Regions from separate parts of the Mus musculus genome. Here region 2 is linked to region 1. A link is a loop called in an ENCODE intact Hi-C map of the cell type or tissue named here. Cell type or tissue: heart. All regions are shown on one strand. Each heading gives the region's core, and the rest is flanking DNA. Links, peaks and the distances in the headings are about the cores only. Region 1 holds the start of Iars2 (isoleucine-tRNA synthetase 2, mitochondrial). Region 2 holds the start of Rab3gap2 (RAB3 GTPase activating protein subunit 2).

Region 1 (2,910 bases), core at 131-2,630:
TGCAGGAGCAGGGCTAGTCTCCCACATGGTACATCCCGGGTTCCTTACCACACACACAAGGTGTATCTGGAATGCAGTTCACTAGAAGAATACTTACCTAGCACAAACAAGGCCCTGGGTTTGACTCCCAAACACCATAATAAATACATAAACTCACTAATAATTCATGTATTTGCACAGGCCAATACTAGTTTATATAATTACCATACACAGACAATATAAACTCTTTAGCAGAGTACTTACTTCCAAGCTCTACACTTCAATTCTAATTACCTTGTTCAGGGCATGCCCAACATGAGGGTCACCGTTGGCATAAGGAGGCCCGTCATGAAGGCAAAATTCCGTCTTTACTTTTCTTTCTCTTTGCCAGGAATAAAGCTCTGAAAAGCCACATTTCTGTTAAAAAAAAAAAAAAAAAGCCAATGTTTAGATATCACATAAATACATAGACCCTTATCAATACCTGGTCATCATTTATCCCATTCCAATCCATTCAGCCCAGAAATAGAACCTGGAAAACTTTTTGGAATAAACTAGAATTCTCTTAACACTTTCAGTAGTCTTTATTTATTTATTCTTAAGATTTTCTTTATTTTATTTATATAAGTACACTGTAGCTGTCTTCAGACACACCAGAAGAGGGCATCAGATCCCATTACAGATGGTTGTGAGCCACCACGTGGTTGCTGGGATTTGAACTCAGGACCTCTGGAAGAGCAATCAGTGCTCTTAACCACTGAGCCATCTCTCCAGCCCTTCAGTAGTCTTCAAAAATCCCAACAATTCTTCAGACTAAAGTGTAAACGTTTATGTGGCATGGTGGCTCTAAATTCTTAGCAAGTCTCTCAGTATTCACTACCTCAATACAGACCTGCTGAAAAACCTGTCTATTCCCAGTCCACTCTGCCACCCAAAACACACTGGTAATTTATTCTTTCAATTCTTTGGCCTCAATAATTCCCTAAATCCAAAGAATATTCAGGCTAACGCTATTCACTTAAGCAGTATTCCTGATTATCAGAAATATCTTAAATACTCTAGTGTGCAGACACTAACGAATGAATCTCAGACGTTAGCAAATTCAGTATGACATAGGAGACAGATACCGACGACACAGGGGACCCAGAAAAGGGCCGCTACTTTGTCCTTCAAAGAAATCATGATTCCTGTGAAAAACCTAAACATGTGACTAAGGTGGGGTTCAACCTCCCTTCTTTGGTAATACTTTTATAATGTTTTAAGTTTAGTTTTAAGTTTCTCTTTGATTATTCGTGTGTGGTGCACGCGAGCGCGGGTGCCTGCAGACAGAGGTCAGGCATCGGATCTTCTGGAGTTGGAGTTACAGGTGGTTGTGAACTGCCAGACTTGTGTGCTGGAAACGGAACGCGGATCCTCCGCAAGGGTGGCAAGCGCTCTTAGGCGCCGAGCTACCTCTCCAGCCCACTCCTGAAGTTTCATTTACACATGCTCACGCTGGCTACTTTCTGACAAGTGACAAAGGGAAAAGTGTGCAAAGCCGACTCGCTGGGAGCGGAAATCGGAAGGTGCTCGGTGCGGCTCCGGGCTTCACTTTGGAACCCGGCCCGCTGGGCGCTCGCCGGGGAAGCCGCGCGGCCTGCAGGGTTCCCGCAGAGCTGGCCCGCCCCGCCCTGCTCGGGTGGCCGCGTCCGGTACCTGCTGGATCTCCAGCTCCATGTCGGACTGCTGGCGGCCCAGCAGCTTCATCGGGAAGCTGGTCTGCGGCAGCAGCACCGTGTCACGGTATCTGCCGCCTTTCGAGCTGCTCTGGGGGCTGTCCGCCCCGGCCACGGATCGTACCACGAGCCTCCTCGTCATCCCCAGACACCCTAGGCGGCTGGGCAAACGGGCTGGCCCCCAGAAGCTCCCAGCCGCGGCGACCGCCGCCGCCCCGGGCCCGCGAGGGCACAGCCCCCAGTGCATGGTGGACGAGCCGGGCGGAGCCCTCCGCACACGGCCCACGGCAGCCGCCCGGTACCTAAAGGTAGAGACCCTTGAAGAGCTCGGCGGCGAGGAACTGCGCACGCGCTCCGGGGCGGAAGGGGCGGGGCAAGAGCAAGGGCGGGGTTTTCCGGCTTGGAAGTCTGTATCTCTACAGGTCTTTCATGAGGTCTAGTAGGGGTAGAGAGAGGTGTTTACTATCACTCGGCTTTCCCCAATCAGATACATTTAATTAACTTGTCCAGGGTCATAAACAAAAGTAGCAAAGCTAAAGCCGTGCAGTGGTGGTGCAGGGGATTAGTCCCAGCACATGGTGGCAGAGCCAGTCGGGTCTCCAAGTTCGAGGCTAGCCTGGTCTACAGAATGAGCTCCGCAGGACAGCCAGGGCTACACGGGTTTACAACTGTAATTTTGCCATTTTTGTGCCACACTTTAACAAAAATGTATAGAAAGTGACTACAAACAAGATAAAGGAAGGGGGGAAAGGTAAGCACAGGCAATTCATAAAAAAAATATAGCCAATGAATGCAAAACTATGCTCACCTTTGGGAGTCAGGATGACACAGAGCCATCTAATAGATTAGAACAAGCATGAAGTTTGGTAGCAAGTATCGAGAGAGTGGAAACGTGGACTGCCAGAGGTAGTATACAGCCTGTTTTGCCTTCTCATTTCCGTGTGTGTGTGTGTGCATATTTGCATGTGTGGGCATGCATCTATGTGTGCATGTGGAAGTCCTAGGTTGATGGTGGGAATCATCTTCCATGCCTCTTTCACCTCATTCAAGGAGTTAGGGTCTCTCAGAAACAAAGAGCTGGCCCATATGGTTAGTCTTTCTAAGCAGCTGGCTCGGGGGATGCGGGCCTTCCCCCGCACCTGGAATTATACACGGTGTTTAAGCGTTTTTGTGAATTCTCCTGTTTGTACCACCATCTCCCCTGCTCTGTAGTAAA
Region 2 (2,910 bases), core at 271-2,770, 120 kb before region 1:
AACAACAATATGAACTAACCAGTATCCTGGAGCTCTTGTCTCTAGCTGCATATATATCAGAAGATGGCCTGGTCGGCCATCAGTGGAAAGAGAGGCCCATTGATCATGCAAACTTTATATGCCCCAGTACAGAGGAACGCCAGGGCCAAGAAGTGGGAGTGGGAGGGTGGGGGAGTGGGTGGGGGAGCGTGTGGGGGACTTTTGGGATAGCATTGGAAATGTAAATGAAATAAATACCTAATTTAAAAAAAAAGAAAAAAAAGAAAGTAAGCTAAATGGGTTTCAAGAGCTTCATCAGAGACAGAGCAATTTTTTTTTTCATTTACAAAATTAGGATAACACATTCTTTTGAAGTCAGCCATGGTACAGTACACACATATAATCCCAGTGCTTGGACATTGAGGGGAATTGAAGGTTTGAGGCTAACCTGGACTACATGGCTAGACCTTATCTCAAACAATCAAAGAAACAAGACTCCTTGAAGATATTTATGACAGTCTAACTGGGCAAGATATGGAAATGTACTTTCAAATCCAAGTAAAAGACTCAGGTTGGTCTTTAATTTATGTGTATATACTTCAGTAAGTATTTATCAAGGACTCAACTGGGTGCCAGATCCCATGCTAGAGACCAGGTATTTAAGGGGTTAAACGGATCCCCAGTCCTCCAGGAGTCTATAAGGATGGTGCTTTCCTTATCCAAAACCCAAAGGAAAAGTACAGGGTCAGTCTCCCCAGCTCTGTTCTGCCGTGCTGTTTTGTTGTTCTTTCCCGCCTAGCATTCTCTCAGTTTTAGTTAGCTGAGTAAGTAATTGCTTCACTTGGCCTGTGTTAGTCACTAGCTTTTTAGTTCCGTAGGAATGTGTCCCTTTCTGTTCCGAAGCTCTGTGCCTAGAGTGTGGCTGGCACGGAAAACACTAACAAATACTTGTTGGGCGGTTAGATGAACAAACGGATGAAAAGGCAAACGGACGATTACAGAGCACCATTCAATACTGCGCTGGTCCTGTTACTACATCGGGCTTTCACAGAACCGTGGCAACTTATAGATAGGAGTATTTATTTAATACGAGCCCTTAAGGAGCTGCTTTCCATCGCTTTGTTACTTGAGACACTGTTTTTGCATTGTAGCCCAGGATAGTGGCTTCAACAGCCAGAAATTCACCTGCCTCAGACTGAGGTAGGAAGGATTACAGGCATAGGCGCCGCAGACTCTTTTGGGAGTTGGGGTATAGGTGCTGAGGATAGCCTTCCACATTAAAAAAAAAAAAAACAAAAGCACAAACAAAATTACGAAGTTCTCAGGCACCTGCCCACACTCAGCTTAAACCGCCTGATCTGCGAACGATCTAGGTCGTGTCCGTAGAAGCACACCAACAAGATTGTTTGGGTGACTCAATGGCCCCCGCAAAGTTCAATTAGATCACCTTTGGAGGAAGGCCAGAATGACGGGACAAGCTCGCCCAAGAAAGAATGCGGCCAGGCTCCACGTCTAACTCTCCGCCACAAGACCGCGAGTCACGTGTCCGAAGCTGCACCCTCCCTCGGCTCCCGCTCGGCCCGCGCACGCGCAGCTTCGGGGCGTCCCGCGCATGCGTAGCACCCTCCCCTCGCGAGGAGTGCTGACAGCTTCCGGTCTGGCGTCCCCGCCCCCCCAGGGTAGCTGAAGCTTTCGGGGCTCCGTGCTGTCAGCCTTCGGGTGGAGTGGCCCGGGCGTGGCTAGGGACCACGAGCCCCGCGAGGCGGGGTCCCTGCAGCCATGGCCTGCTCCATCGTCCAGTTCTGCTCCTTCCAGGACCTGCAGTCCGCGCGCGACTTCCTATTCCCTCACCTGCGGGAGGAGACCCCCGGCGCCCTGAAGAGGGACCCGAGTAAGTGTCCCGGCGACCGGGACGCGGCTGCAAGCCTCCCTTCCCTCGGCGTCCCGTCTCTCTCAGCCTCAGCCTTTTGCGTCTCCTGTCCTGTCGCCTGTCTGTCACCGCTCCCCACCCCCTCCTTCCCAGTCCCAGCTCCACGTCTTCTCCCTATGCACACCACCTGCTCAGAGATAGCATCCTCCGTCCCAGTCCCTGCCTAATGTCAGCCCTCCACCCTGTGCTTGTTCCAACTCCCATCCTTCTCCATTTCTGGCACTGTATGTAGCCTTTGCTCTGCCCCTTCAAGAGGTGCTTAGCATCCCCACCCTCTTCCATCTCTTTTCTGTCATTCAGATTTACGGAATAAATGGCCGATTGGCAAGTGAAGGGTTTTTAAGGTGGTGAGTAAACTGCCAAGTAAGAAAAGTAACCTCTTAGGAAGTGAGGAGAATCCAGGGTAGGAACTAAAATTACAGCCACATGGTCGAGAAAAGTTAATTGGCGTCTATTGAGGTGAGAAACAGCGCCTGTTATTACCATCAAACAACGTTAACAAGCCCTACTTCATGAATATAAATCCCAAAGCTGCTTACTAAATGCTGCGTATTACCTGAGGATTTTATTATATGCTCCTTTATTTCTCCTTTTGAAAGAGGGTATCTTACTCTGCTTTCTTTATTTTTAATATGAAAATCACTTTGCTCTGTAGACCCAGTAATAATTTTTAAAAAACCACTCTCCTTTTCACTATTTAGAAGCTATCCCAGGGCACTAGGGAGATTCTGCTTCCTAGTAGGGTCTGTCTGAAAAGTAATGTTTGAAAATATCAAATATGGGAGGAACTAGGGATGAATAGTTTGTACCAGTCATTGCTGCTCCCTACCACTTAAGTTTGGTAGTTTCCGTCTGGTAGCACTATGATTCACTGGTAATGTCACGTGTGAGTGAGGGTGCTCTAACATGATAGATGGCTTGACAGGCGCGTGTGTTGAGAGAGAAAGAAGGCCATATCTGAAATGCTTGTGGAGACGTCCAACACTTGGTATGGCAGCTGG

What was found. Hi-C counts contacts between places; a loop is a spot of excess contacts. Peaks named below come from ENCODE experiments on the same cell type or tissue, not always from the same donor. Only the 100,000 strongest peaks of a DNase experiment are listed, where the experiment ranks them.
Region 2: it touches region 1 in a loop (2.6-fold over the local background); 3 of 42 quality-filtered maps call a loop at or near these places.

Annotation. Positions count from the first base shown.
Region 1 is chr1:185,327,347-185,330,256 of GRCm38, forward strand. It overlaps Iars2 (isoleucine-tRNA synthetase 2, mitochondrial), which reads right to left and starts at 2,055. Exons shown (of 23, transcript NM_198653.3): 1 at 1,675-2,055; 2 at 274-396. The coding sequence starts at 1,941. It also overlaps a transcript of Bpnt1 not described here. In heart, for the core only: CTCF peaks have their summits at 614 (motif pointing right) and 1,521; a DNase peak (open chromatin) is centred at 2,025; H3K4me3 peaks cover 1,797 bases; H3K27ac peaks cover 1,703 bases.
Region 2 is chr1:185,202,484-185,205,393 of GRCm38, forward strand. It overlaps Rab3gap2 (RAB3 GTPase activating protein subunit 2), which reads left to right and starts at 1,685. Exons shown (of 35, transcript NM_001163754.1): 1 at 1,685-1,870. The coding sequence starts at 1,759. In heart, for the core only: no CTCF peak of the experiment used is centred there; DNase peaks (open chromatin) are centred at 908 and 1,588; H3K4me3 peaks cover 2,267 bases; H3K27ac peaks cover 1,820 bases.